Regions from separate parts of the Homo sapiens genome. Here region 2 is linked to region 1. Evidence: chromatin loops called from intact Hi-C (ENCODE). Cell type or tissue: PC-3. All regions are shown on one strand. Each heading gives the region's core, and the rest is flanking DNA. Links, peaks and the distances in the headings are about the cores only. Region 1 overlaps ATP11A (ATPase phospholipid transporting 11A). Region 2 overlaps ATP11A (ATPase phospholipid transporting 11A).

Region 1 (15,765 bases), core at 2,937-6,936:
GGAAAGAAAAGGAGTGATCGTATCTCAGGTGGGAGACTCCTTTGTGCTCGCCTTACACAGCCGAGGAAGGTGGCGACAGTGTCCTCCCACCTACAGAGGAAAGACCACAGGGCCCCCTTGTAAACCTGTAGCCACCCTGGTTTGTCTCGGAATCTGCCCTTCTGTGTTGGACACGCCACAGGCAGACTTGGGCCTGGCGCCTCTGCAGTTCTGGGTGGCTGGAGGGAGCAGGGCAGGGCTACGCTGGCCTCCTCCAGCCCCCAAATCTGCACAAACCCTGCCTAGACAAGACAGCGGTACTGTCCCTCCCTCACCCCCTCCTCCAGAACGAAAGTGCCGAGGTCTTGGCTTCTCACTGCCCAGGTGCCGTCGGGCTCGGCCTCATGGGCTCCAGCTGTATGGGAAGGGCTTCCTGCCAGCCCTTGTCCCGAAACCTCTGACCAGGGTGGTCTGGCTGGCTACAACCAGGCACCCAGCACCTGGAATCCTCACTGGGAAGCTGAGCCGGGCAGGGGCCCTGAGTCTGTGTCCAGCCAGCCCCATGGTCACTGCGTCCTTCCTGCACCCCAGGCCCCATGCTGGACACAGGGCTCGGCCCAGAGCGAGGCAAAGTCTCTCACTTCTTGGAGCTTATGTCTCAGTAAAAATACATAAAATAGGTTAATGTACACAGACACAGCCTCAAATCGGGGTGAGATTCATGCTGTGAAGGCAAAGAACGCAGACCACGAGGGCAGGTGGGGTGGTGGCCTGCGCCGGGGCCCGCTGAGAAGCAGAGACAGACAGGACCCAGCCGTCCCACGAGGGCCCAGAAGCCGTCCACAGATCGGGAGGCAGATGAGGGTGTGTACGGAGACAGAGACAACAAATATAGCCACCTTTTGGGGAGAATTTTGCTGAAACAAGGAGGTGAGAAACAAGAGCTGAGCCGGGTTTCTGTTTGAGACTCTTCTGCTGCCCCGATGGCTTGGCCGGCAGAAAGACAGTGATGCCGCCACAGAGACGGTGAGAGGTCACCCGGCCGCCACAGCCCGCTCCTTCCCCCAGGGCGACGGTGAGGGGTCACCTGCCCGCCACGGCCTGCTCTTCTCTTTTAGAGTAACCACTGATGTCTTAAGAAGTCAGGAAGCCTTGTGAGATGAGTGAGATGCTGACTTTAGCCCCGTGTTGGTGCGTGCTGCCTCGGCTCATCCTCTGCGGGGCGGCTTGCCTGTTGCTGTGTGTCTGGCTCTGCCTTGCTCTGAGCAGGGTCCCCGGGTGGCTTCCTGGATGCCTTTGCGGGTTGGGGACGACCCGGACCCTCTCGGTCCATTGCAGTCACCCAGGTTGAGCCACTCAGAACCGATGGCAAGCGAGCTCCCCTGGTGTGTTCCAGGTTGTCATCCAAGGAGCAGCCATGGCCTCAAACACCCCTCCAACCCCACCCCACCGCCGCACAGGCCCGGATCCACCCCGCAGGCCGCGGCTGCTCCCAGGTGTGACTGCCCTGAAGCCGGATGAGGCATTTCCATGGCCCCCCAGAACGGAGTGTTGGGGGTTGAATTGTGTCTTCCAAAAAGAGATGTCGGAGTGCTAACTCCCAGTGCCTCAGAATGTGGCCTTGGTTGGAGATGGGGTCTTTACAGAGGCGACCGAGCTAAAAGGAGGTCAGTGGGGCGGGCCCTGACCCCAGCGCCGCATGGAGAGCGCCCAGAGGAGATGCAGGTGGAGGACAGGGTGGTGCTGCCACACCTGGGGAGACCCCGGGGTGTTGGTGCACAGACGAGCCTCCGCAGGGCGCTCACAGGAAGCACGCATGTCACCCACGCTTTTGAGATAGGCACATGGCTCTTCCTCTCCCAGCAAACAACTTTTAATTCCAACTTTTATTTCTTCTCCAGGCTCCATCCTCCTCCCTCTCTCTTGGCCCCAGGTGCTGCTGGAATGTCCCCTTTGCTGGGACACTGGAGGACACCTGAACAAACCAGCCTCCCTGTCAGAGCCTGGAGGCTGCCCCAAGCCAGCATCTGTGGCTCCACATGAGCTGAGAACCATTTTATGCCGGCCTCGCTCTCCCTCCAGCCCTTCTGGGCTTGGCTGGCCTTGCCCCGTCCCCTGAGCCCTCCCAGCAATCCTGTCCCAGGTGAGAGTATGAGGCTGGCATGGAACAGCCCTCAGTTGATGTGGGGGAGCAGCGGATGCCCTGGGCAGGCTGGTGGATGCCAGAACACCCTGAGGACACCTGAGGACACCCGGAGGACACCTGAGGATGCCCCGAGGACGCCCTGAGGACACCTCTCGAGACACCGGGAAGGGGCTCCTGTGGGTTCTGTCCCTGCGTCCCTCCCACACCTGGGCCCGTTCACTGGCAGGCCACACGCTATGCTGTTGTGGAAAGCAGTCGTCAGGACAGGCTGCACGAGGTGAGCGGGTTCACTGCGCGTGCAAAGGACCGGCAGCCTCCTCAGGACAGGGCCAGTCCTCGTCCACCTCAGGACCCGCCACTGAGCAAGTGCGCCACAGGCCACGTGGGCGGCTCTGGGAGCCCCAGCATCAGCGCGGGGCACGCAGCGCCACACGAGCCACGCCTTCCTCCATCCTCACCGCTGCAGGCACACAGACACTCCCATTCAGGTCCACAGGCGGCATCATCTGCTGTGGGGGCCTCGGGTGGCCTGTGTGGTTGATGATGTTTGCTAAACACCCACAGAGGCCCCCAGTGACCTAGCATCTGCAGTTAAGAAAAGATCTTTGGCACGGGACAGATGGGCCAGTGTGGAGGGCAAGCTTGCATCCCCCTCTGGCTTCCCCAGGAGGCCCTGATGGGCAGGGAGGGCCAGGCTTCCTCCTCCTTGGGCAGTGGGCAGGGTCACTGGGCATCTCGCTTTCAGGATTCATGTCTTCTGTCTGGAGAGCAGGGGGAGGTGAAGCGAGTTTGGGTCACTCATTAGGGCCAGGCCTTCCCACCCTAGTGCCGCCCCCTGGGACCAGCCTGCTCTGCCCCTCCCCTCTTCTCCCCATGACCCGCAAAATCACAGCATTATCTGTTTTCCTGCTACAAGAGGAAGAGACAGCTGTACGGAAGATGGCTTCAGGGTTACGAGCTGGAAAGGTAAAGGTAAGCCCACATGAAGATGCTGAGAATCCAGGGAACGAGAGGAAAGCATTTCGGAGAGAATCCAGGGCAGCTGTAGGTTCATTCACCCCACAGATGCCTTCGGAGCACTGCCTGTGAAAAGTACCCCCGACTTTGTGGCGTTCAGGAGCCAGAAAAAGTCCCATGTTTAGAATTCCAGCCTGCGAGCCAGGGGCCCTCTGTCCCCTCCCGGGGTGTTTCCCACGTGGCCCTGAGCTGAGACTCCATGGGAAGCAGGTGGCTGAGCAGGGAGAGGAGATGTAGCCAGGCGGGACTCAGGCACCAGCCACCAGGGATGCTCTAGGATCCACCCCAAGGCCCCTCTCCGGGTGCCCCAATGGAGCTGGGATCCCAGAAGTTGGGACCTGGTGGTGTTTTGAAGTTGGTGTTTCCAGACAAGACACAAAACTGCAGAGTATGACACGGCCGGGCTGGGTGGAACTCGAGAGAGGGTGAGGTCAGGGTTGGGACAAGGCCACGGCCTCCAAGGCCAGGGGGCATTCCGGGGGCTCCGTGGCAGCACCCAGAATTCTGCCAGGGCTGGGAGTGGCAGGGGGCAGGGAATGCCCTCTACTTCAGAGTGGGAAAGGCTGGGTTCAGCCAACAGAGCCCAGGAGGCTGAAGGGCCTGGAGGAGCCTGGGGTTTGGTCAAGAGGGAAAATTGGGATGGAAAGGGGGCACCTAGACCCCAAGCACGAGGTGGCAGGCAGGAGCTTGGCAGAGGTCAGGGAGGAGCTTGTGGTGGGGATGGACCAGAAGGTTGGGAAACCCAGTGGTGTTTCCGGTTCTGTGCAGGCACTGGCATCCAGGGCAGTCAGCACCAGGGCCCTGCACCTGGCACACCTGGTATCCCTGCAGGGGGTGGCAGCCGAGGGAACAGCCAGGGAGGGCCCACATCACCCACTGGGCTTGCCACCTCCATCCCGCACAGAAGCACGCTGCGAAGTGTTCTGACTGCACAGTTTCTCAGAGCAGAAAATGTACACACCACTTGTGTGAGTTTCTTTATAAAGAAACTGAAGCAGACTTTTATTCTTTATTGCAAGCAGATTCAGGTCTCCTGCTTAGATAATCTAGAGAAAAGTCCAATATAATATTATCCAGTCAGTTTATCTACAGAAATAAAAGTTAAAAACAGAAGCATACAAAATAAACTTTACTGAAATGTTAGATTGGTTTAATTAACAATTTAATTTTTCAAAGCTGATTAATGAATTATCAGTTAAATGTTACTGTGTGGAGACTGATTTATGTTAATGCACCTACTATGTTTAATAATTTAAAAATAAACTCCAGTATTTATGATGATGACAACTATGGATACCATTCATGTTAAATACATTTTTGAAGACCTTCTTTTATTACATTACATAATGAACAGACATTTTAAATGGTGACGCAGACATTATAATTTTAAGTCAGACACAATATATGCATATTAAAATTCTGTATACTTTGATAAAGTAAAAAATAAAGCTATATAAATTGATCTTTAGATTTTTCTGCAAAAGTAGAATCACACTTTCATGACACTTCTAACATATCCCATCAAGGCTGCTTATAGACACAACATCAGAAAGATTTTCATTCCAGTTCACCCACCTTTAGCTTAAAAAAAAAAAAGATTGCATTTGCCAACTGATATTTTTCCTGTTTTTAAAGTTACAAATGGGTAACTTCCTAAAGAAATGTAGGATGCAAGGACCTGCATATCAAGCTGTTAGACACTGAGTTGTCAAATAAATAATACTAACATTAAATAAGAGTGGTTGTATTATTCAGTACTAGTCAGTGCAAAACACATGAGCTGAGTGGTTTGAAGAACAAGGCTGGAGGTTTCCCGCGACAGCACCGGACCCCTGGCCAAGGCTCAACTCAGGGGAGTCCCCACAGCCTGTCTAAACATTTGTTTAAACGCTCAGCAAGCCGAGCGGATGGTCACCCTGTTGGAGACGCTGGCCGCATCTGGCCTCCTCCCTCGAGACGGTGTGGCCTGCTTGTTCGCCCTGTCTGCTCAGACACAGGCTGGGTTGACTGGGGCTTTAGGCGGCCGCGGCCCTTCCCAGCTGGCTCGTGGCGGAAGGCTGGCCGTGCTCCGACGCGTGCACGGATGAGGTGCGGCGTGGGTGTGGCCAGTCCTGCTGTGGCCGCCTGGTATAGGGCTGAGCCGAGGGGAGGTTTCAGCTTGCGAGGCTGGACCTCCCTAAAGGGGAAGGGCCTTGTCCAGGGCACCAAGCCTTGCTCACAGAGCAGCTGGTGTAAGTGAAGCTGCGACTTCACCCCCGGGGCCTGCTCTGCAAAGCCCAGACATTCTGCCAGGAGGGGGACTCTTCATCCCAGGGAGGCATGGGCTGGGGGCCAGGGAGCCCATCTTCCCATGCCCATCCAGAGGCCTCTCACAGGGGCCCCTCAGCAAGGAGGCAGGATGCAGTGCAGGACACCAGGACAGTGTGCACTTGTTTGTGGCACATGTGTGTATATGTGTGTGCATGTGTGTATTCACGCCTGCAGGAGCCTGCGCATGTGTTTGTGGTGCGTACATGTGCATGTGTACGTGTGGGAGCTCACGTGTGGGAGACGTGTGTTTACATGTCTGGGAGCTCGTTTGTGGTGTACACGTGTGTGCATGTGTGTAGGAGCCTGTGCGTGTTTGGGGTGTGTCCATGTGCATCTGTGTGTACGTGTGGGAGCTCACATGTGTACGATGTGTGCACGTGTGTTTACACGTCTGGGAACTCATTTGTGGTGTACACATGAATGTGCACGTGTGCAGGAGGCTGCACGTTTGTAGTGAATGTACGTGTGCGTGTGTGTGTGCATGTGTGCAGTAGAAGCTCATACGTCTCTCTGCTGTGCATACACGTGTGTGAGAGCAAGCCTGTAGGAGCTTGTACATGTGTGCTTACCTGTACATGCATGTGTGTATCACACGTCCGTGTGTAGGAACTTACGCTGTTCATGATATGTGCATATGTATTGTGTAGGAGCATGCACACGCGTGTCTGTGGTATGTGTACACGTGCATGTTCTGCATGTCTGTAGGTCACACATGCTTTGGTGCATGTACACGTGTGTGTGTGTATGCGTGTAGGAGCTCACACTTGTGTACACGTTTGTGTGCATGCATGTGTGCAGGAGCTTGCACGTTTGTGGTGGGTACATGTACATATGTGAGTGATCCTGTGTGCAAGCCCCCATGTGGACATGGCTATGAGTGAGCGTGGAGCCAAAAGCCAGGTAACACGCATGCAGCAGGCCCACTGTGCGTGTCTGAGACGGTCTGTGGCAGGGACTGGGTGTGAATCATGCAGCAGGCCCACTGTGCGTGTCTGAGACGGTCTGTGGCAGGGACTGGGTGTGAATCATGCAGCAGGCCCACTGTGCGTGTCTGAGACGGTCTGTGGCAGGGACTGGGTGTGAATCAGTGACCGTGTCTCTGACCAACATGCTGAATTACAAATTGATAATTTATTAACCTGTGCAGCAACAAATAAGATTTTTCAAAACTCAACAAAGTGCTCAAAGTTGACATTACTTGCTTCAAAGTTAGTTTAAGGCAAGTAAATACTAACTACTGCGAGGTGGAAAATTGCATGAAGACCCTGCAACGTCATTCACTGAGGATCTTCTCATCCTTTTCTTTTTTATCTCGTGCCCCTTGTCTATTTCAAATCATCAGGCACATTCATTTAATAATTTCCCAAGCAATTTTTAAAAAGACGTTTGGGAGTGTGTAAAAGTTTAGTGACTTTCACACTAAAACTTGTTGTCAGAGGTACATGGTGACTATCTCCACACAGGCAGAGCTGGGACCCAACTTACTAAACCTTCACGTGAGAATCTTCTATTTTTAAGGCTGAAGGATGGCAATTAACAATGAAACATAGAAAGCAGATGAAATTGCAACAAATTGTAAAGAAAAAGTGTAGCAAATTATCGTGCCTTAAATGTGCTGTTCAACTAATCACTGCCACCAGAAATACCAAGAAAAGAAGAGGTGTGTGTAGAGAATAAAATCAAATCTGAAAATTCGCATTCATCAGAGATTGGAACATTCAGTCAAAACTCTCACCAGAATCTAAATGTAAAGTGGCCAAAATTTCATAAACTTAAAAATGAAAGCTTTAAAAACCTATTTTTAAAATTAGACAGTATGTTAAATAAATGAATAAAAGAGATATAAACAGCTATGAAAATACTTCAGTGCAAAGGCAATTTTAAGATTTCTAAAAAAATACATTACAAATAATTTGTTAACTGAACATACAGAGAATCTGCCCCCGCTACAGGTGTTACATTTATGCCCATATTGGGTTCCTAAAAAGGGCTGTAAAAACGCACACACCATTGTTTGCGGGGGCAGCGTGGGCAGGGCTGCCAAGCCAGGGCGGCCACACAAGGACCTCAGGGCAGGGTGGCCCTGGGGACGCCTGCGGCTGGCCCCTCGGGACAGAGTGGAGTCTTCCCCGTTCTGTCTGCTCAAGCCAGTTGCTCGCTACCCTCATCTTTGGTGTGATGTTTGTCACCTTATTTTATCCCAACCACTGTGTTCACTGTTCTTACCGCTGATTTACCCTCTACTTCAAATAAATATTTTATAGGTAAAAGATTATACAATCAAATGGTGAAATCTGAGCTTCCAAAAATACCTACTGTCGAGCACCTCGGAAACACCCTCTGGGTTTCACTTGCCGGAGCCCCGTTCCACAGCGTGGCGCGGGGCGGGCGTGAGGGCCGGCTCCTCCTCCAGCGTTGGTGGTGCTTTCCTGAAAGGCAGCAGTTTCAGCGTCTGAAGTCTGAATCTCACACTGAAATGTCTTCTTTAAGGACCATTAAGGCTATGTCAAATATTATTTCTAGAAATAGAAATGCCAGTACGGAGAACAACAGGGACTTCCTATCACAGCAGCCCTGGGGTTGCTAACCCACCCAGAGCAGCGCTGGACAGATCCTAAGACGAAGGAGAGCCCTGCGTGGGGACATGGGGACGAGGGTATGTGGGGACGGGACAAGGGGACGAGAGGACGTGGGGATGAGGAGACGAGGGGACGTGGGGACGAGGTGACAGGACAAGGGGACATGAGGACGAGGTGACGGGGCAAGGGGATGTGGGGACGAGGTGACGGGATGAGGGGACGTGGGGATGGGACGAGGGGACGTGGGGACGCAGAGCCCGGCGGGCGGAGCTGCAGTGCGGGAGGCGGGCAGAGGTGCGGTGCTGCCTGTTGGGATCCACCCGTGTCCTGTGTGCCACCCCCGTCAGCCCGAGACAGGTTCTGGTGCACGAACACCACCTTGGTGTTGACCCCTCCACGGGGACAGAGGATGTCTGCTCATCACAGCCAAGTATCTGTCTCCCGGCCCTCGCACCCGCGAAATCAACATTCTCCCGTAACAGTGGACTGACGGCTCCGTGCCCTGGCGAGTGGCTGATGGACATCCTGGCACTTCTGCGGCAGGGCTGGAAGCTGCCGGCGTGGCCTTGTCCTCCCACGTGGCACTGCCTTCTCCACGAGGCGGCCGGTGATGGGGAGACCGAAACTCAGCCAGCCCCAACACACAGGGCAGGCGGGCTTGGACGTAACCGCAGGGAAACCACTCCCAGATGAGCAGGGTACGGCGGTGCATCCGCAGGGATGATGGTATCCGAGTGACCCGGCCCTTCCCACAGCATCCGGATTGGAGGGTTGTTGAGTAAAGGACGCACCACCATGGCTCCACCTCACCCTATGGAGGGCATGGGTGGTGGCCGGGCAAGCAGGAAACAGCAGCATGTGGCATCCACATGTGGGCCACCATGGGTCCCTGGACGGCTCTTCTCTCCCAGTGACAGCAAAGGCCAATGATGGCAGGTGGGTGAAGACACAGGCCTGGGGGAATGGCCTCTGCATGACAGCGCGCAGGGTGGGCCAGCAGAATGTCCCTCCTGCGTTGAGCCGAATGCCCAGAGGCCACTGGTGTGGCTCAACAACCACAGTGCTGGGTCCAGGCGGCCAGGGTGCCATGCTCGAGGGCAAGGCCTGTGACCCCCCTCCTTGCCTGCTGGGGGCCAGGAAGAGGCACGTGCACAGTCTCCACAGGCTTAGGACCATCCATCACACGAGCATTCCCACACGGGACCTAGGGCAGCTGTGACTTGGGATGGAACTGCAGTGGTGATGGGAACCGCCGAGGATGGGTGGGGGCTCCGTGGACACCTTCTCCTTCCAGGCCGCGAGTGTCACCTGCTGAGAGTGGGAGCTGTACCAGGCGGCCGAGGGACAGGTGCTCTGGTAGCCTGGGCTCTGCAGAGAGGCAAGAGGGGTGAATTCTGAGTCGCGGTCCCGAGGCTGTGCGCACCCATTCTGCTGAGAGAACGAGACACATGGTCAGTCTCAGGGATACCCACGGGGCTGCCTGGGGTGACCTGAGCCACTCTGGGATGCACTCACTACCATCGCCTCCTGCAGGAACTGCTAGACTCAACTCAGGACACACCCTCGTCCTGAGGGCAGGCCGGGCGGGATCCACCCCACCAGAGAAGCCATATGGAGGCGAGGGGTCTCTGTCTAGGAATGAGGGCCTCTCCTTTTCAGTACCAACAGAGTGACCGTCCCCCTGTCCCACCATCCCAGGGAAGAACCCAGGGGCCCCAGGGATACAGGCCATGGACGGGAAACCTACGAGCTTCCTCCCTGTAGCTGGCTTCCTGTGCAGTGAGCTCGAACGCCATACCGGTACCCAGAGACCCTTGAACAAAAGGCGAACTCACTGCCCCAGGGAAGGCAGGCCCCACCCCACAGGGACCGGGTTGATTTAGTACTGGACGTGCCCAGCTTGCATCCCCTTGACATGTTGCCTAGGATGTCACCATACGGATGGGGCCTGCATGGCTTCTGACAGCCCACTGGGGCCCCGGATGTGCACGGGCCCTGTGGGTCTGACCAGCAAGGGGAGCGGCAGGAGGCCGGCAGCACGCATCTGTCTGATGAGGGGCCGTCCCCAGGTCAGCCCACTTTTAGACCAGGGGGCAGCGGCGGATGCTGGCAGGAGCAGATGTCTTCATGGCCTCCATGTCTGTTGGAGAGGCGACAAGCTATGTGCTCCGGCTGGCACACAGAAGACCTGCACTCACACCTGCCTGGGCCCCAGTTCCACACAAACCATGCAATAACCACGTTTGATTTCAAAGCACGGTCCTTCCTGATGGGCCTTTTAAGTGAAGCTGTGTCCCCCGAAAGACCAGGATCGTGAGCCTGTGTCTGACGATGCTGGGTCTGGTCAGGCTGTGTGCCGTGCGTGTGGGGTGAGTGTGCACACGTGTGTGTGCACAGCATGTTCCATGTGTGGTCAGCTTGCCCTCAGGCGTGTTACTTACCTGGGACAGCAAATGCATGTGTGTGTAAAGAGGGCTGCTCTTTCTCACCGTGAACCTTTGTTATCAAAGACAGCACAGCACAGCACAACTTTGGAGGAAAAACGGGTCTGACAGTCACAGCACACGGGCGGCGTCCAGCAGCCGCACAGTTACCTAGCGTGGAGCTAACTGCGCCTTGGCCGCCGTAGGAGGTCCTTCAGGAGGGGCCCATCGCTGCTCTGTGCGGCCTGGACTGGAGCCTTGTGCTTCACACCCCTCTGCAAGGCGAGGAAAGATACTGAGCGACGTGGGCCACACGGGGCCACCAGGAGTGCTCGGGCCTCTGCCTGCACCATCCGTGGGACCCCAGCAGGAAGAGGCTCGAAGCCCCTGTTGGAGTCTGCATGGGGTGTCATGGAGCTGCCAGGGCGAGGGCTTGGGGCGTCTTGGGAAAACACTGTCCCAGCAGGGCCGCTCCCATGAGGGGCCCGAGCCCAGAACTGAGACAGCGACAGGCTCAGGGACGGGCCATGCACCCGCGGGAGGCAGAGGGTCTGAGGTCCCTCGGCTGGAAGGTCTACCAGGCACCGCTGGAATCCTGAAGCCACACGTTCAGCCACACGCCCACTTCCACGGCAGACAGCGAGCTCCAGTAACCGCTCTACCAGGGCCCTGCGACGGACTTTCCTGAGTCCAGCGTGCTCACAGAACTCCACTGAGATCTTGTAGCCCAGCCTTATTCAAGGAATAAGGGAAGCACAGGAGCTGAAGAACTGCGGGCTTGGAATTGCACAATTGCACGTCTGAATGGGCAAACGCCCAGGTGAGGAGAAGTAGGAAACAGAGGATGAGGCTGCCACCCTTCCTGGGGACAGTGACGGAGAAGTGAACTGCATGCAGATACGCAGAGATGCCAGCACGGGCATATATGTGCAAATCGCACATATATAACATATACATCTGAGGCCTGTGATGCTTTTCTTTTCCGTAGGAACAGGTTAAAAGAAAGCCATCCACTGGAAGTAACATATGCCCCACGTGAGGACTAGTGACACGTTTATTCCTCCAAAGTTTTGCAGAACGCAGGTGGTCTCGGCGCCACGGCGTGTTCCCGTGTGCGCCGGGCATGTGCTGGCTGCAGGCGCTTTCTGTTCAAGTGTGGACGCCGGCCCTGTCTGTGGGGGTCATGCCGGGGCCCAAGGCCTCGCAGGGGGCAGGAGAAACTCCGTGCCACTGTCTCTACGCAGCCGGGCTCAGCTTCCGTACATGCTCAGAAGCAAATCAGCTCTCAACAAACTACATGAATCGTTAGAATGCTTATTTTTAGCTCAGAGTTGGCATGATTTAATCAGTTTCTTAAGGACCTCTTATGAGTCATTAAAATGTTCCTAATAATTTCATCCTAAATGTCTTCAAGTACAGAAATGGTGAGATGAAATTCTGCAATTTAATCTAACAAATTCTGATGACACTAAATTAGAAAACTGTTGATTCTGATTAATTGCTTGGACTTAAAAAAGGACCATTTTGTCAGTTAAAAATCCTGTTTAAAATATATAGAAGATGATGTTATTAAAGGGAAAAGAAGCCTTTTTCTGCTTTGGGCATTTTTCTAAGCTGCATTTGGTAAAACAGTAATACCAAGTATGCATTTTCAAAGCATCACTGATTTGGAGGCATGCGTGAAGGCGGTATTTGGTGCAGGAGCACACGGCTAAAAGACAGAACGCGACTTCAGGACGGCGTGCAGGCCCCTGCAATCTCGGCTCTTATCATGGACACCACCGCAGAAAAATGGCGTGTGAACGCCTCTACATTGCCCAGAAAGGCCAAGGTCGTCATTTTTAAAGCAAATTATTAATAGAAGGCTTTTTTGAAAAACAATGAGGTTTTCATTTAAAAAACAGTAAAAAGGGAATTTGGTCAAACATTTGACACCAAACACTTCCGTCCCCTCTTTGTCTCCAGTTGTGTGGCTCAGCCTGGCTCCCCTTTTCTGAAATGTGCATGGGTCCTGAGCAAACCGTGTTATCCTAGCTGCCCTCAGTCTTTCCAGCTGCAGAATGGGCACAGAAGTGGGTGCGTGAGGGAGGAGGCCTTGTGATCCACGCTCTACAGGCTGCAGAGGGAAGGGTGTGTGAGCTCAGAGCCTGGATGACCTGTGAATTGCAAACTCTCACACCTTCCTGCTTAGGAACCCCTCTGACACCTGTGTGAGGGGTCATGTGGCCAGCTCTCCGCTGTCAGCTGTGTCTGAACCCTCACACAGGTGGGTTCTGAGGCTGCACGGACGCTGAGGGAGAAACCCTGGTTAACTGTGACTGATGGAAAGCACAGCCCATGATCAGTCTGTGCATGAGAAGGTGTAAGTGGTGGCGGGACTTCCCGACGTGAGGCTGCTGTACCCAGCGCCTGGTGGACGCTGCGTCAGAGCACGTGGACTCAGGGCTCTGGTGATGGGCATGGCCCTGCTGCCCCGTGTCTACCATCCCAGGTGCGTGGAAGGCAGAGGAGCATCACCTTGTTCCATCAGAAACTCAGGCTGCTGGAAGTCTGAGAAAGCATAAAGATGGTTGACTGCTCGACAGAAAGGCACTGGCTCTTAGTCTTAGTCCCGAGGTCAGCGGCCACGCACACAGGGGTGTGTGAACAAGGTGTGAGGATTTAGGCAAAGCGGTCGGAAGACGGAAGGAAATGGGAAGGAAAGAGAAACAAGAGACAGAGCTGAGTTAGTCAGAGGCTCGCCACCACGTGCAAGTTCTTCTGGTCACTCTGGGCGGACACTGGTGCCCCCCACCGTGACCCGCCAGCCCCTCCCACCCCCTGCTTTATGCCTTCTGCAGGTCCCGCTGTGTAGCTGTTCATAAGCATTCCCGGGGCTCTTGTGGGACGCAGAGACCCACAGCAATACAGGGGCTTCTAAACAAAGGGTGGGACGGGGAGGGTCCTCACTGGCATTCCCAAAGTGCCCACCCATCCTGGAGATGAGTTGCAGAGCAGAGGGCCTGTGGTCAGACACATCCGGGGGCGTGGCCCTCGGCAGCCCCGACTCTGGAGGCTGCGTGCACAGTGCATGGAAGAGCCCAGACTCCTGCGGGGAGAGGCCCTCCTAACCCCCCGAGTTCAACTCCTGCCTGCTCAGGCATCTTTGACCAAGCACCTCTGCAGCCACATGCACCCAGGGGCCAGGTGGGGCTGAGACTCGTGCAAACCCCAAGCCACACCACTGTGGCCACAGCTAGGGGCCCAGCAGACACCCCCAAGCTGCACCTGCTCTCTCTCGGGGTCAGACCCCCAGCCCTGCTGTCTCTTCTGTGCCTGATGTCCTTGTTACATGTGTGTCTGCCACGTCCCCATGTATGGGATGTGGTTATGAACACGTGTCCCATGCACAGAGCCCTGTCATGAACACGTGTGCCCGCTGTGGAACTGCACAGCTAAAGAGCTCAGTAACCAAGGACCGTGCTTAGAGAAAACCACCACTGGACAGCTGCTTCTCGGGCCACAGGCAGGGCTGGGCAGTGAGTGGCTGCTTGGGGCCGGTGAGTTTCCCCTGAAGCACTGGGGGCCGCGGAGTCTCAGCCAGGGCCCCGGCTCCTGCTCCCACTGTCTCCCCTCCTGCACAGAGGCCCCTCAGTGGGACCTTCTTATAAGCAGCCAACTGGCACGTTCTGCTGCGTTTCTCCTGCCTGTGGCCCCCGAGTCAGTGGAGCTGTGTGTGGACATTTTCACTACATTGAGAGGCAGTCTCTTCACCACGAGTTTTGCTCGCTCTGATTTTACAAACTGTGGCAGGAGGCATGAAGGAGGGAGTGCCGGGAACTGGTGGCATCGGTTTCAACATTTCAAATCGGCACCAATGTCCCAAGAAAGCTCTCAAGCCAGGGTCCCATTCTGATTGTTGGAGGTGGGTGGTGGGTGAGGCTGTGCCCCCCAAGGGAGGGCAACCTGTCTTCCCTCCCAGCACAGCAGCACCGCTGGGAGCCAGCCCCCGGGTGTCTGAGCTACGTGAGTGAGTCAGGGCTGGGGCCCCGGCCCCCACTCACTCCCCGTCTTCCTCCCACCTGGGGAGCCTCACACCCTGCAGGAGCAGCCACTGCCAGGGGCCCCCACCCCTCATTTCCCCATTGGGCTTCAGCACTGCCCAGTCCAGGGCTCCACCTCAAGGAGTGATTGGAAATTTCGGGGATGAAACTTGAAAACTTGCATTGTTAATAGAGTCCTGAGGGACCGTGACAGGTGCAGCGGCCCTCTGAGGACAGGCAGGCTTCCCAGTAAAGCAGCAGAGGTGGGTCGTGGTCACTGCCTCTGATTTAGGGTTGAGCTTGAAGGCAGAGGCCAGCTGCTGAAAAGGATGGGGGACCGGGAGCTAAGTCCTCACACCTGCCAAACCCTGCACCTGGGGGGACACTCGGCATCGTCACGTCTTCCCTGGACCCAGAATTCTGCTTGTGCCTAAAACTTGGGAGTGTGTAAAATAAGCAGCTCCACCAATACCAGCATTTCCTGATACAGATGCTACCGTTTCCAGCCAGATTTACCATCCTTAAAAATTATGTAATTCAACCTTTTAAAGTAATGATTAATTTTAAAAAAGGTTTCCATTTACATGAAATAATTTGCCTTTTGCATCAGTCTTTTTTCTCTTATTTGTGTCTCATTTCAGATGACTGTTTAGGTTGAAACATAAAATTAGACATCGGTCATCGCAAATGTACCTGATGTTTAACATCATGCACCGTCAGGACACTCATTAGTGATACCTGAACTGATCACGTTTCATGAAATCCAAACCTTTCACACTGTCTTTCAAAACGGTCATCTCCCAATCCTAAGGCCAGGGCCCTGAGGCACCCCCGCCCCGGCTGGGGACACTCCGTACCTGGACTCTCTCTGTTGCTGTTGGCCACAGCTGCCGGCACAGGACTTTCTTGAGGACGTCGGGAAGGAGGCTGATGGTCACCAGCAGCACGATGGCCAGCCAGGCGGGCCCGCTGGACAGCATCTGGATGAACACGTAGTACATCCTCTGGTAGTTGAGGAACGGCCTGAGGGGCAGGGAAGAGAAGCCGCTGGTGAGGCATGTACTCCCTGGGGCTGGCCTCTCTACTCACTGGAGAGGCCGTCTGTTCAGGGAGTTTACACTTTTGTCAGTGAGAGTTGCTTGGCAAGCCACGGAGCCTGCTCTGAATTTATCATATAAAAAATGAACACTGAACCTCCCGGTAATGCTGGGGTAAGAGGAACGGGAGAAGGAATTCTATGAAGTCATCTCAAATGGGACATAGAAGTCTCTGAAGTTCAGTTTCACAGA
Region 2 (15,765 bases), core at 10,899-14,898, 190 kb after region 1:
TTGGGATTCGACAAACTCTTGGAAAGCATTTTCTGCATCCTGCTGGTTGTGGAAGCGTTTTCCCTGTAAAAGTTGTCGAGATGCTTGAAGTGGTAGCTGGTTGGTGAGAGGTCAGGTGAATATGGCGGATGAGGCAAAACTTCGCAGCCCAATTTTTCCACTTTTGAAGTGTTGGTTGCGTGACGTGCGGTTGGGCTTTGTCATGGAGAAGAATTGGGCCCTTCCTGTTGACCAATGCCGGCTGCAGGCGTTGTAGTTTTCAAAGCGTCTCATGGATTTGCTGAGCATACTTCTCAAGATGTAATGGTTTTGTGGAGATTCAGAAAGTTGTGGTGGATCAGACCGGCACAGGCCACCAGACAGTGACCAGGACCTTTTTTTGGTGCAAGTTTGGCTTTGGGAAGTGCTTTGGAGCTTCTCGGTCCAACCACTGAGCCGGTTGTCACTGGTTGTCATATAAGATCCACTTTTCGGCGCACGTTACAATCTGATCGAGAAATGGTTTGTTTTTGTTGTGTAGAATAAGAGAAGATGACACTTCAAAATCACAATTTTTTTGATTCTCGCTCAGCTCATGAGGCACCCACTTACCGAGCTTTTTCACCTTTTTAATTTGCGTCAAATGCCGGTCGACTGTGGAATGGCTACATTGAGTTCTTCAGCAGCTTCTCGTGTAGTTTTAAGAGGATCGGCTTCAATGACTGCTCTCAGTTGGTCGTTGTCAACTTCCAAAGGCTGGCCACTACGCTCCTCACCTTCAAGGCCCTCGTCTCCTCTGCAAAACTTCTTCTTCTTTTTTTTTTTTTTTTTTTGAGACAGAATTTCACTCTTATTGCCCAGGCTGGAGTGCAATGGTGTGATCTTAGCTCACTGCAACCTCTGTCTCCTGGGTTCAAGCAAGTCTCCTGCCTCAGCCTCCTGAGTAGGTGGGATTACAGGCGTGTGCCACCACACAGGGCTAATTATGTATTTTTGGTAGAGACAAGGTTTCACCATGTTGGCCAGGCTGGTCTCAAACGCCTGACCTCAGGTGATCCATCTGCCTCGGCCTCCCAAAGTGCTGGGATTACAGGTGTGAGCCACCACGCCCAGCCTGTAAAACTTCTTGACCCAGCACTGCACTGTATGCTCGTTTAGTGGTTCCCAGCGGCTCCTGGGCCCAATGTGGTGCTGATGTTGCCGAGTTGTCTCCACTGCTTTACAACCCATTCTTAACTCGAATAAGAAAATCGCTCGAATTTGCTTTTTGTCTAACGTCTTTTCCACAGTCTAAAATAAACTTAAACGGCAAGTAATAACTCAGTCGCAAAAAAGCATAAAGTGAGAAATTCACATTAAAATGATGTGTGGCATAACCACATTGATTTAAGAGTGTATTCCAATATCAAACAGCAAATTTCAACAATGCAAAAACCGCAAATACATTTGCACCAACCTAATAGCTTCTGAAACCATGCCGTCCTTTAAAAAGCAGCACAGCAATTTAGGAAATCAAAGAGCTATTTCAATATAAGAACAAAAAAAATTCTCATTGTATTTAGAGAAGAAATAACAGGAATTGTTTTTCACAGAACCAACAATTTTACAGGAAAATACTCTTAAATGTAATTTTCAAATTAATCAATCTATTTCTTCATAATTTCTTAGATAGTAAAAGAAATGTTATAGACCAACTGGAAAGAGAGCACTTATTCAAACCAAGCAATTAGCAGAACCGAGCTCCTGGAAGAAAATGCCACAGAAAACATCCTCGTTCCAATTTCTTATAAACACACTTAGGAAAAAGCCATGGAACCATGTAACACCATCAACTAACATCATTATGAGCTGTATGATTTAAATGTCCTGCCTGCTGAACATCACGCTTTTATGACTTTCTGTCTCTTACTATCAAGTATGATTTGCTCTAAGATGAAACACCAGATCCTCCTCTCTTGCAGCTCTCAGCATATTAAGCAAAATATGAAGTGCAAATGAGTCCTCACATTCAAGTTTTTACCTTTTTACCTTTTACTATGGCCAATTATTTAAAAGAAAAAAATCCTCCTATCTCGGTCCATCCTGCATTTAAACGTAACTAGCACTTGTGTTTCAATGTCTTCTCTTCACCCGTTAAGATCTCTTTCACTGATGAAAAAAAAGAGTGTTGCCCAAAAAGCAAGCTACACAATAGTAGATGCAGAAACTACTTAAAATTGCCCCTAATCAGTTTCAGTTTGGGATGATGAAAAAGATCTGGAAGTACCTGGCGGTGATGATCGTACAGCACTGAGTGTATTTAACGCCATGGAACTGTACGCTTCACAATGGACAAGATGGTAAAGTTTATGTATGTTTTGCCACAATAAAAAAATTACCTATAAATCAATGTATTGTATATTCGTTCAATAAAGCAATACATCTTTATAATGTTAAAAATCATCCAAATTTACCTACTATGTAACATTTTCCTCCTTTGGCCGTATAATATTAAACAAGCTTAAAACACTATTGAAAAGCAACACATACATTCTGTATTGTGAGCAAGAAAACTAAAGGGGCAGTCGACACCTGCTTAGGTCTCAGACTAGGCCTCTGCTCATCCCTCCTGGGGGGCTTCCTCTGCCTGGAGCTGTCCTCTGATGGTCCCTGCCGGCTTCCCGTCCTCCATGCCCCGTCCCGGACACCCTTCCCTTCTCATTTTGTCCCTGGCGCCTCCTCACAGCGGGTGTGCTACATGCCATGTGCCTTCCATCCTTGCCCAGTCTCCAGGAGAGCTGGGGCGCCTGTACCTCTTGCTCCCCACAGAATCTTCAGCGCATACAGCAGCTGCTCAGTGCGTGCGGGATGAACATCAACTGCTGAGCACCCCCGCGTGCTGAGGACATCACACACCCTCCCCTACGAGAATCCCAGGGTTTCCCTCTCTACGTGTCATTCGCTGCCGAGGGCCTGCACATTTTGTTTCCACATTACATCCGAGAAATGGTAAAAGGAGTTAAATAACATCAGAAATGAGGACAAAAGGAAACTCCAGCCACCATGACAGTCGCTCCAGCTTTCTTTTTACATGTTGCTTTCAGATTTATACCAAAGTCATTTATTACTGAAAACAAAAAAGCACGTGTATACTTGATGGTTACCTAATATTTTAATGGTTTGTCTCCATTTATCTGAGTGAAATCACGTCACCTCACTGCACTTTCTAGAGAGAAAAGGAGATGCCCGTTATTCCACGTTTGTGAGGCATTTTATCGGAAAGTGAAGGAGAATCTGTGGTCCCATTTGCCTGCAAACCTCCCATCCCCCACACCAGGGGTCCCGCTGAGGTCTGAAAGCCATTTCCATGTCTTCGTGGGCAATCTGAGACCTTGGAAAACCACACCAAAATCTAGATGGCATTCTACTGGCAGGACCTCATTGTCCCTAATCCTTTGCTGAAAATAGGTTGGAGGAAATCCTCTTTTCTCTGAAGCAGGAGATTATTTAATTATTTAGGCAGCCACTTCCTTCCCAGGCAATGGTGAGCAACAAAGCCAGAAAGAATGAAGGAAATGGGTGAGCTGCTCCTGTCCCTGAGCAGGTACAGAGAGTGGGGGACACCCCCAGCCCATCTCAGACTCAGGCAAGCTGCTCCTGTACTTGAGCAAGTACAGAGGGAGGGGGACACCCCCAGCCCATCTCATACTCTCACGTGCTCCAGATACAAACCTGAGACGCACGCCGCAGTCAGAGCCTCGCCTCCCACAGACCTTTCCAGATAAGACAACGCGGGGGCAGAGCAGCCACTGTGGCCTTGGGCTCCCAAGAGCATCAAAACCAGTTATGGTTTCTGCTGAGTGCTGGAGCCACTTGGCCTTGCATTTTCAGTGAAAGAGAGCGCAAAGTACCCATAATTCCTCCAACAATCGCCAGAGGCCACCCTAACTACCGACTGAGAGCAGTCACAACCTACAATCACCTCTGAGTTGTGCGTACAACAACTGGGCCAGTACTTAATGGATGGTAAAGACCTTTGATTATTTAAAAAGACACTAACCCAGAAAGGTGGACGACAGCTGGCTTGGGAACTCACTGCTTGCCTTGGGAACCCACATGGTGGCTGACGTGTGGGTGGTGTGGCACTCGAGCCCTCCCGTGACTCCCCCGCCTGGGACAGCAGGACCAGCGTATCCCATTGTTCTGACCTGCATTTCAAGTGCAACTTCCAACTAGCACGGTCCAATTTTGTCAACGGTAAGACGTCCTCCTCCACACACGCAGGTGAACAGAGTATGGGCTCCAAAAAGCAATTCCATTTACTGGAAGAACCAGATCATGATCCAGCAGCCTCTGAGTTTACTGAGCAGACAGGCCCAATCCCGTTTTGTGATGTAAACCCTAACATCTGTCTTGTCAATAAGCCAGATGCTGTGTGTTTGGATTGTAATGCAAACACCAAAACAATATGTTATAGCATTGTTTTAATACCAACCACCTCTCCCCTACCAGCTTTCTCCAGTGGGAAAAAAAAAAGCAAAAAGAAGACATAAATACACAGAACCTTAGATCCGAACCAACCACGGGAACTGCGGTCTGTTACATCTAAGAAGGGTCAAATTACCTAACTTTGTTCCACAACTTAAAAAATAACCCATTCTCACTAAGTAATTACGTTCTGTCTTTCCAGACTTCGTGGAACATGCTTCTGTCATCTATTTCATAAAGCAACAGACAAGGCGTAATGTGTTTTTCTGACTGTCCTCTTTGCCATTTCCGATCCGTCTGAATATTCGCCATCTAAATAGTGCCTCGGTCACCAGGACACTGCTGTGGGCTGAACTGTGATCCCCTCAAAAATCTCATATTGAAGCCCTAACCCCTAATGTGATTGGACCTGAAGATTGGGCCTTTACGAGGTACTTACGATTAGATGAGATCATGAGGTCTGTGTCCTAATCAGACAGGATTGGTGTGTGGTTACGAGGAGGAAGAGAGAGAGTTCTCTCCCCGCCTCTGGGAGGACACAGCCTCCTGCCCCCCAGGAGGGCCCCTCACCAGACCTCACCATGCAGACACCCTGATCTGATTTCCAGCCTCAAGAGCTACAAGAAATAAATTTCTATTGCGTAAACCATGCAGCCTGCAGTATTCTGTAACAGCGGCTGAGCTCTCTGAAACACAGGCAGTACCTGTTCAGCTCCACACTAAGATGCTAGGTGCTTACATAACAATAAAACCATTTAAGTTTGTAATCTCAGCAACAAGCATCTCAGAGAATCATGTCGTAAACAATGTATCAGTTTTTCATAATGAAAATTATTCATTCCATAGTCACATTCTCAGCATCTGCTTTCTCAATCATCAAGCCTGTGTGTTAACATGATTCTCATAAACTCACTTTGCTGGTGAGACGCTGGGAAAAAGGCGGAAGACAGCAAGGCCCTGAGACACCGAGGTGGGGGCGCTGCGAGACACGCACACCGCCCGCTCTTCAAGCAAAGCCCTCAGACCCATGCCTCTGGCCGCCTTCCTCTCATGCACACGTGTTAGACAAGTTTAGTTACCGCTTTTGAAACCGAGTGGTCCTGAGAGGGGATAGATATCAGCAGAACGAAGAAAGCCCTGAGAGATGCGCCTGTCTCACAGAGAGAGAAGCCCGGCCAAGGCCACCCAGAGAGACGCACGCACAACACAGCAGACAGAAGGGACAAGAAGCCCGCGGAACACAAGAACCCACCCTGGCACATCGGGCCCGAGGCCTGGCCATCTGAGGGCAGAGGGAGACACCATCACGCACCCCCCGTGTGCACGCCTTCCGAGGCTCTGCTTCCCACTGGAACACGCGGGGGGCGGGGCGGGGGGCCTCCGTGTGGTTGCTACGGTGTCTGTACTTACAGTGGTTTCTTTTTTTTTTTTTTTTTGAGACAGAATCTCACTGTGTTGCCCAGGCTGGAGAGCAAAGGTGCGATCTCGGCTCACTGCAACCTCTGCCTCCTGGGTTCAAGCGCTTCTCCTGCCTCAGCCTCCCGAGTAGGTGGGATTACAGGTGCCCGCCACGATGCCCAGCTAATTTTTGTATTTGTAGTAGAGACAGGATTTCTCCACATTGGCCAGGCTGATCTCGAACTCCTGACCTCAGGTGATCCACCCGCCTCGGCCTCCCAAAGTGCTGGGATTACAGGCTTGACCCATCGCACCAGGCTGTACTTAAGAGTGTTTTTGCACACTCTGTGACAAGAGGAGGAACTGCTACTAGCAACGCCTGTCTCCATCCATCTCCTCAGGCATGTGTGTGCTCATGAACCACCAGCTGGATAACCGCAGGCCCCATCCACAGGATGCCGAGACACAAGCACAGTGCCGGGGGTAACACTGGGAGGAAAAGGGCGACGCGGAACCTACTCACACCTCAGTCCATTGCTGGGGTTATAAATGTGTTGACAGCCTGCTCTGTCGCCCAGGCTGGAGTGCAGTGGCGCGATCTCCTCTCACTGCAAGCTCCGCCTCCCCAGTTCACGCCATTCTCCTGCCTCAGCCTCCCGAGTAGCTGGGACTACAGGCGCCCGCCACCACGCCCAGCTAATTTTTTTGTATTTTTAGGAAAGACGGGGTTTCATCGTGTTAGCCAGGATGGTCTCGATCTCCCGACCTCGTGATCCGCCCGCCTCGGCCTCCCAAAGTGCTGCGATTACAGGCATGAGCCACCGCGCCCGGCCCTGACAGATAATTTTTTATAGGAAAGAAATCAGTGTGCTGAATACCCACTGTGGACCAGATCTTCCTCTGGGCACTTCCTTCAACATCTCTGGGATTCTTGGCATTTCAAAGGTCAGGCGAACTTGGCAAGTTTTCCTTCAAAAGGTAGATTATTCCTGTATTCTATAACCTTTTAATCTTTAAGTCAAAACTAAACACAACTTGACTGCCAAACGCCAGACACTGCCGAGATGCCTGGAAGTTAGTAGCTGTGCCTGAGCCTAACTGATAAGCACGCAGCAACAATACTTAACACACTTGTAACTGCCAGGCAACCTCCCAGAGTTCTCCTCTCCTGGCTGGGATGGGTCGCTGTTGCAGGGGACATGGAGAAATCATGGTAGAAAGGACCGTGGAGACGGCCACAGGCGGACTCGAATTTCTGTGTATTCCACATATTCGGGTGCCACTCCCATTCTCAGGTGGCCGCCGGCCACTCCTGCCCCCCAACGTCCTCCTGAAAGGGCCGCAGCGACCTGGGGTCGGCTGATCCCTCAGCAGCTGAGCCAAGCCCAGCCTCTTCCCCACAGCGCTAACGTGGAAGTCTCACTACTCAGAGATACACAGATAAGTGGGCGAGAGAAGCAGGTCCAAGCCCACGCACGTGGAGATGGATTCAGGGGTAGCGGGGATGCTAGTGAACAACTGCCCTGGATGTGTGACACAGGGACAAGTCCTGAAGCAGCTGGAGGCTCCTCAGGGCGAGGCGGGTGACAAGCAGAACGGGGCACATGGCGGGAGTTGCAGGCCCTGGGTTTGAGACCGCATGTTGGAGTGGCCGTGGAACCTGCTGTCTAAGCTCGGACGCTTCTGCGAGTGAAGGGGACGCTATGGATAATTATTAACGATGTGGGGACAACAGGCACAACCTGGGGCTGAACTGGGCCAGGAGGGCGTTCACTCACCCTTCACAGGGTGCAGACCACGCCGGGGAGAACAAGGTCAGAGTCAGGCATCAAGGCCTGCGCCCACCCACCACCCTCAGCACCCAGTGCCAATGAGACCTGGCTGCCCTGTCACAGGATGGCACAGTGCTCCTTCACAGGGCTGCTGTGAGGATCGAGAGGGGCTGTGGATACAACCCTTGGGGAAGGAAGGACCCAGCCTCCCAGACATGCCGGACGGCAGCCCCTTCTCTCTCTGGAGCAGGACCCGCCTGTCCCAGGCTGCCTCCCGGAGGTGCCCACAGCACGGACCACGGGTGCCTCATGCCAGCCTCTCCTGCCCTTCCCGTATTGGGGGTGGGCACGCTAAGGACAGAGATGCCTTGCCAGGCTGCACGCTCTTCACATCTTTGTTGAACGTGTAATTTCCATCCTTGTCGAATGCATAATTCAACCAATTATGCCTTTGATCAAATCGTTTTTTTCACATGTAACAAACCTTCTCTTTAAAATCTTTTACCTTCCTACCAGGAAAAATGATCTTATTTTCGTTCCCTTTCCAAGCCAAAAAAAAAAAAAAAATTACCTTTGTCACATGAGATGTGACAAAAATTGGCAGCCCTTTCCTGAGATATTTTTACAGCGCTTTACAATGTGTTACATTGAAAAGCGTACGAAAAGTGTAATTTCAGTGTATGAAATTACAAGGTTATTTTCATGTCCATTAATAAAGGTTCATTTGATCCTCACCACCCAGGACAAGAGAGACAGCAAAGGCCATGAGTTTCATTTTACAGCTGCCACTGGAGGCGACATGAATGGCTCAGAGCAGAGCCAGGTGGGACACAGGCTCCCCGGCAGGAGGCTGCACAGGGGCCCAGTGTAGACCATCGTCCAGCCAAAGCACACGCAGACAAGGTGCTGGCAGGCTCGGCCTCCACCAATGACATCATCTGTGAAATGTGCTCCTTCCAACTCAGCAGAAGTAACACGAACAGAAGTTAAAACCCTTCTTGCCCGCAGCAACCTGTCTTTGTTAAAACGTTTGCACATAAAGCACACACACTATACGGTGCAGAGTTCACAACGGACCACCAACCCCAAGCGCAGCCAGCTGATGTCCTTCAACTCTGCAGCCACAGCCGGGGGAAATTTTGATACCAAATGATGTGTGACATAATACCACCTCCCAGGAAAAAGTGACTTATTTTATCGTCTCAACTGCAAACTTCTAATATGCCTTCCAAGAAGTGATCTGGTTCTGAAAGCCACAAAAAATAAAATAAAAACCACAGAAAAATGGGAAACATTTTGCCAAACGGGGTAGAGGGTGGTTACTTAAACACATTCAGAGTAAGAATTTGAAAATATATTCATCTAAGTGGTCTTTATCCTTGAGAATAACTCATCTGAGTTGAGTGGCAGAAAAACTGTAAGGAAAGGCACTTGCAAATAAGTGAAAATATGTCACTAACAAATTTCTGAATGTGAACACAAATCACATTTGAAAGAACGACTTACACAATCTTTATTCATAGAAAAATCAGTTTCTTCCCACTCTACTTTGAAAATGGAGAAGATTTAAAGGATTGGTTTAAAGACCAGGCGCGGTGGCTGACACCTGTAATGCCAGTACTTTGGGAGGCCGAGGCAGATGGATCATTTGAGGTCAGGAGTTCGAGACCAGCCTTGCCAACATAGCAAAACCCTGTCTCTACTAAAAATACAAATTAAAAAATGAGACAGGCGTGGTGGCAGGCGCCTGTAATCCAAGCTACCTGGGAGGCTGAGGCATGAGAATCACTTGAACCCAAGAGGTAGAGGTTGCACTGAGCCGAAATAGCGCCACTGCACCCACTCCAGCCTGGGTGACAGAGTGAGACCTTGTCTCAAAAATAAATAAATAAAGATAAATAAATAAAAGATTGGTTTAAAGAGGCAACTAATGATTAATCTGCCCAAAGGGTTCACACATCAACCCTAGTTACAAAGGTAAAAGGTGGCAGAGAAAGCCTAAAATTCCATCTCTTGACTCCCAGCCTGATGTCCCAGCATCCCTGCATGAGTGAGCCACATCACCCTCTCTCAGGTCGGGCTGCCAGGGCTTCCTTCTCAGGATATGTAATAAGGAGAAAGCTCTCTGGCTCTGCTGCAATTACAGCTGTGGTGAATTACAAACAAACGCACCATGGGACAAAAGCATGCAGCAGCTAAAGCACCATTAGGTAACTCGCAAAAACAACTCAGCAGTTTTCTTTAGGCTCTGCAAGTCTCAACCAAACCAGAAAAGCCTGTGTCCTCCTTGGGACCGGGTGGGGTGGTCTCAGGCTTCGACGCAGCAGTGATGGGCCCAGCAACTCAGGCCAGTGGAGAGCACCGACCCTCCCCAAGTGGCCATCGCTCCAGCAGAAGCGGTCCTCGGGAAACCAGCAGGCCAGGAGTCACGAGACTTCCAAAAAAGTGGGGAAATGTGGGGATGTATGTGCCGTCCTCTGTGTTCAAATGTCAGCAAGAAGTTCAAATTGTATCGAGGCTGCTGAGTGCGCCCGTGCAGCCACATCAGAGGAGCCTGCCTGTCCCAGCACAGGAGTCTTAACTTTAGCAGGGGCAGGGGCTCCCTTGAGAATCTAACAAAATTGGGAAATGCCTGCCTGGAAAGCAAAGGTCCTGCATGCCAGAGGTTGGCATGTTGTTTCCAGGGATCAGAGTCTAGTTCTTAGGAACTCATCGTTTTAAAATGAAAGTAGTTTCAGGGCTGGGCGTGGTGGCACATACCTGCAATCCCAGCACTTTGGGAAGCAGAGGTGGGCGGATCATCTGAGGTCAGGAGTTCGAGACCAGCCTGGCCAATATGGTGAAACCCCATCTCTACTAAAAAAAAAAAAAAAAAAAAAAAAAACTGGCCGGGCGTCGTGGCACAAATCCCAGCTACTCAGGAGTCTGAGGCAAGAGAACTGCTTGCACCTAGGAGGCAGAGGATGCAGTGAGCCAAGATCAAGCCACTGCACTCCAGCCTGAGCAACACAGTGAGACTCTGTCTCAAAAATAAAAAATAAAAATAAAATAAAGAGTTTTAAAACTATGAGGAGGCCCTCGGAACTCTGGCTCTGGACACCAGGCTCTGGGGACAGGGCACTGCGGCTGCTCTCCCTGAATTCCCTTCCGAATTGCCAATGGCAACCTCTTCATCACTCTGATTAACACTAATGACCTGGGGTCTCGGTGTTGGCCCAGCAGCTGTTTTCTGCGTGGCTTTTCTGTGCCAGGAACGTTCTAGGCACACGGGTGACACTGGAACACGGAAATGAACACGGCTGGGTGGCGTGTAGCAGGCAGTGGACGCCTCTTCCTGGGACAAGGATGTTGATGGAGAGGGAAGAAAGGCCACTAGGAGCCCACCGTGGCCCTGGGGAAGGCAGAGGCCAGCACCGGAGCCCACCGAGGGGCGGCCAGCCCGCAGGACGCCACAGGAAGCAGCCCACGGAAGGCCCCAGGGCTCCCAGAGGCTGCTGCGTGGGCCGCCCCTCAGGCTGGACACGCAGGCACCCACCTGGCCAGGCCCTCACCTCGTCCACCCCGCCACCCACTGCGCGCAAGCACTGCGCCCCACGCATCCTCCACCCGCCTCGCCCACCCGCCAGCCTGCGCACGCACTGCCCCCAACCCCACTCTCTTTTTCTCAGCACCGTCGCCTGCGGGGCACCCCAACACTCACTGTGGTGGTTTCCTGTTCGCCTCCCCCATTCCAAGGGGGCCCCAGAGGGATGGGACTTGGGTCTCTGTCCTTCCCGGCTCACTGGCGTGTCTCTGAGCACACAGGGGCGCTCGCTAACTGCAGCTGGGATCACAAAAGCCCCACGGAGTCGCTGAGGTGGAGGGCAAGGGCAGAGAGGGGCCCGAGGGAGGTGGGCCTGGGGGTGATGGAGACCTTGGTAAGGGAACCCCCCGCGGTAGGCACAGAAGAGACAGGAGAAGGAAGGACGGGCCAGCTACGCGGGGTAACCTAAGAAAAACGGTAGCTGGAAGCCAAAAATGAGCACGGTGACCGCTGGGAAATATGGGGTCTAAAGCGGTGCCAACAGCGGGACGGCAAGCAGCAGGGCAGACAGTGTCACTCAGAGAGGGAGAGAGACGGGGCCGCAGCACACACGGGACTGGACTTCGGCAGAACGGGTCACTCGCTCCAACCGGAGGAGGCAAGCGCAGAGGCAGAAAGGCTGCTGGGCGTGGCAGGGGCGTTCCCACCAGTGACCACCGCTCTCCCCGGGAGAGCAGGGCAAGGTCACCCACTCTCCACGTGAAGAGGAGTGCGGGGAGAAGGTTCCGGAAAGCCCAAGGTGAGAGGCGGTCTCCTTAAGAAGCCCAGAAGCATGGACGGTGATGCAGCCGCAGGTCCATGCGCGCAACAAAGACGCCCCGTGCACTGGGCACCCAGCGTGCACGAGCGCCGTGACCTGTCCCGTCACTGCACAGACCCACCAGGTGGGCACCATCATAGTCCCCACCTTGCAGATGGGGCACCAAGCGTACAGGGGGCAACCAACTTGCCAAGGCCACGCAGCCGTCAGCCGAGACGGAACTTGAATGTGGGTCTGTCAGACTCCGACGCCTAACCTCGGCACCTCTGGGATGTACCATTTTGTTCTTCTCAGATAATAATATCCAAGTGAAAGAGAAAATCATCCCTTATCTGATCTTCTTGAATTTCTACTCTGTAAAACTTGCTTGCTATTGATTTTTATTGCAAATAAATAGCATTTTTACCAGCATTTAACTTGGTTAAAAAAACATTGATAAGTCTGGGACTTGAGAATCTTTTATTAACCCTGTTTCTATTGAACATATGCTCCAAGCACCAGAGAACAATTTGTATTTTGGGTTTTAGGGTTTAATACATCTGTAAATAGAGGATTTCATGTGTAGTTAAGCAACTATGTATTTTTATTCATGGATTCAACACAGTTTTAACTAATTGTAAACTGAAGACAGTGTTCTTATCCCTAGAAATTTAGCTGACTATAGCCAAACCTAATAATACAAACTTTTTTCCCTCTAGGTTATTAAATTCACTCCCTGGCAAGAAATAAAAGCACCTCAAGATGCTTGTTCCTAATAAGCAGATATTCAACAGGGTTCCAAAAAGCAATGGAAATGATTCAACCTTTGTGTAGACACAAAGGTGAAATTATGCATCTGGGCAGACTGCTTTAGAATGTCCAGGTGGAAGACACGAGGCCCTGAAGACAAGAAGGGTGCTTGGTGAATTCGTGTGATGAGCTGCCTGGTTAAACATTTGTTCATTATGAACACTTTACGAGTCTGTACTGCAGGCTTGCCACCACACTGCTGGAGACAGATTATTAGTCTTGGATTCTATGCCTCAGGATTCACTTATTTCAAATACCTGAAGACCTTGGCAGCTAAAGCAGCTTAACTTAGTGCTCCTGTGGTGTAGACTCCAGCAGCTGAACAACAGCAAGGTCCCACTGGATCGTCTAATCCTGGATTAGGAAAAGAAACTCCAAAATTATGTGGCATTTCTAAAATTTTAAAACAGGGGCTGGCATAACTGAGTTAAATAAATAAGTCTGTCTTTCAGAAGGGGCAACCTCACAGTTGAACACTGATGTTCACATTATACACCATTCGGTAATAAATAAAAGAAGCAGATATGTATGCATGCATATAAATAGCTGGACTTTCTAGAAGGTTTAACACACTCTAATATAGCACTGCTTCAAGTTCTCGGGAAGCAAAAATGTTTATTTTTCTCTTAGAAAAAAACTTATAACAGTTTGTGTTGAAAGTAATTATCTACTGTCAGCAAGGAAATCCTTCAGATCCTTCAATGTTTTCTATCTTAGAATGTTAAGAAGCAAGAATGGTAAGGTAGAAACAAGCAGAAGCTCTGACAGGCAAAAGAACAAAACTAACAAGGAATATCTGGGCTGAATCATTGAAAGAAGATTATAGGACCATAACAAGACTGAGTTCTTGACCCACAGAACTCTGAAGAAAAATCAAATGCCCTACATAGAGGCATGGAAGGGAAGAGGGAGGGAAGCATCCTGCCCACGCCGGGATGCTCAGCCTTACAGAGATCAAGGGCTGTTTTACCACAGCGTGTAAAGCTTTCTGAATCCTACCTGAGCTCCACACCATGCTCAGTGTCAGGGTGCCCGGTTTACCTCTCCTGTGACCCACGACGCCAGCAGGCCGGGACCCACAGGTAGCTGAGCAGCAGCACTGGCAGCCCATAGGTTTGCTCTCTCCCCAGCCAACCCTACCCAGGGACTCAGCTATGTTAACAGCCAGGCATGACAAACGGACTGAGAGCTTCCCCATTCTTGGCTCTCCACCCAGATTACCTCATTCAACCCTCACAATAGCTATGAAATGAGTACTGCTCTTACCCTCAGAGGAGAAAACTGAGGCAGAAGGAATTAAGCCACTTGCCCAAGGCCACATGGCTAAGAAGGGCAGGGAGGCTCCCACTCAGCATTCAGGCCACTGCCCAGAGAGTATCTAAGAAAAGTATCTAAGCTACCCGCTGAGGCTGCCCTGGTTCCTCTCGGAACTTAAACTACCTGAATCGGTGTTGCTCACCTTACAGCTCTGAAGAGGAAATGGAACTCGCTCTCCATCCATGCTGTTAAAAATACTCTTATTTATTTTGAGACGAGTTTCGCTCTTGTTGCCCAGGCTGGAGTGCAATGGTGCGATCTCAGCTCACTGCAACCTCCGCCTTCTGTGCTCAAGCAATTCTCCTGCCTCAGCCTTCTGAGTAGCTGGGATTACAGGCACCCGCCACCATGCCCGGCTAATTTTTGTATTTTTAGTAGAGACAGGGTTTCACCATGTTGGCCAGGTTGGTCTTGAACTCCTGATGTCAGGCGATCCACCCACCTCGGCCTCCCAAAGTGCTGGGATTACAGGCATGAGCCACCGCGCCTGGCCTAGAAGTGCTTTTAAAGTGTTACGTCATGGAGGTCAAACTACCTCATGGCACATGCACTACCCCATGGCTCATATGCTACCCCATAGCACATACACTACTCCACAACACATACGCCAGTCCACGGCACACACGCTACCCCATGGCTCCCACAGCACATACACCACCCCACGGCACACACACTCTCCACCCCGTCCCCTCTCCCCGTACCCACAGCTCATACATCACCCCAGAGAGCATACACCACCTCACGCCCCCGACAGCACATACATCACCCTAGGGAGCATACACTACCCCACAGCACATACACTACCCCACGGCACACACGCTTTTCCCCACGCCCCCCAGAGCACATACATCACCCCAGGGAGCATACACTACCCCATAAGCACAAGCACTCCTCATGGTATACAAACACGGCACCATTTACAAATACAAAGTATCTCTGCATGGCTCCGGTCCATCCAAACACCCAAACCACCAGTAACACACAGTGTGGAGTACCTGGCTACCCTGGCCTAACCTTCATCTGTTCTCTCACTCATTTGCCTCTGCTATCTCTCCAGGGTTAATCCACAATAAAATGCCTACAGCAATGTTTTCCAAGGACTTCTTTATCTTTTAGCCACCCTCACACATCAGAAGGAGCTGGAAAGCTTTCTTTGTCCCAGGAATTCTGACTATGTGAACACCAAGAAGGAACAGGGTCTATTTATCTATCCTTTTTAATAAAGTAAGTCACATAAGGAAACCATGAGGAAATATGAGTATTCAATCCCAGACTCTTTTTTCTGTAGCAAAAGGAAATATAATTTAGTCCTACATAGTGGACGATAACGCAATTACAAGAAAACAGATCATGACTGTTTCTGGAAAAAGTCAAATTAGTTTAATACCATAGACATGAACTTAAAATGATAGAGATGAATGGCTCTGTGTGTAAATATGGGTGAGGTAGCCAGATGAATACACTGCAAAAAACACAGGTGGAATGAGAAAAACAGAAATAATATTATCCCACAACTCGTATTCCCGAGACGTTATCCAATAATGTATATGCTGGAAAAGTTCACTAAAGAATATTTACCGCTTAGATTAAAAGAAAATGTGATGCCATAAGCGTAATAATACAGCAAAGGGGAATTAAAAATGCAAGCTACGCAAACACTTATATAGATCTATATAACAGAAAACAGCTGAAGGCCTGGA

Evidence for each region. A loop is a pair of places that touch in the nucleus more often than their neighbours do. Peaks named below come from ENCODE experiments on the same cell type or tissue, not always from the same donor. Only the 100,000 strongest peaks of a DNase experiment are listed, where the experiment ranks them.
Region 2: a loop joins it to region 1, with 3 times the contacts of the local background. A loop is called at or near these places in 17 of 110 quality-filtered maps.

The regions. Positions count from the first base shown.
Region 1 is chr13:112,875,510-112,891,274 of GRCh38, reverse strand. It overlaps ATP11A (ATPase phospholipid transporting 11A), which reads right to left. Exons shown (of 30, transcript NM_015205.3): 28 at 15,334-15,499; 29 at 12,972-13,058; 30 at 4,107-9,399. The coding sequence ends at 12,981. Among named protein-coding and RNA genes, the nearest start is that of MCF2L-AS1, 85 kb to the left of the region's middle. RefSeq lists cis regulatory regions at 2,090, 5,695, 8,141, 9,457, 10,682 and 1 more and enhancers at 2,018-2,162, 4,621-5,196, 5,623-5,767, 8,069-8,213, 9,385-9,529 and 2 more. In PC-3, for the core only: no CTCF peak of the experiment used is centred there; a DNase peak (open chromatin) is centred at 5,284; H3K4me3 peaks cover 911 bases.
Region 2 is chr13:112,692,463-112,708,227 of GRCh38, reverse strand. All of the region lies in intron 1 of ATP11A (ATPase phospholipid transporting 11A), which reads right to left. Among named protein-coding and RNA genes, the nearest start is that of ATP11A, 10 kb to the right of the region's middle. RefSeq lists enhancers at 3,870-4,413, 5,035-5,741. In PC-3, for the core only: no CTCF peak of the experiment used is centred there; no DNase peak of the experiment used is centred there.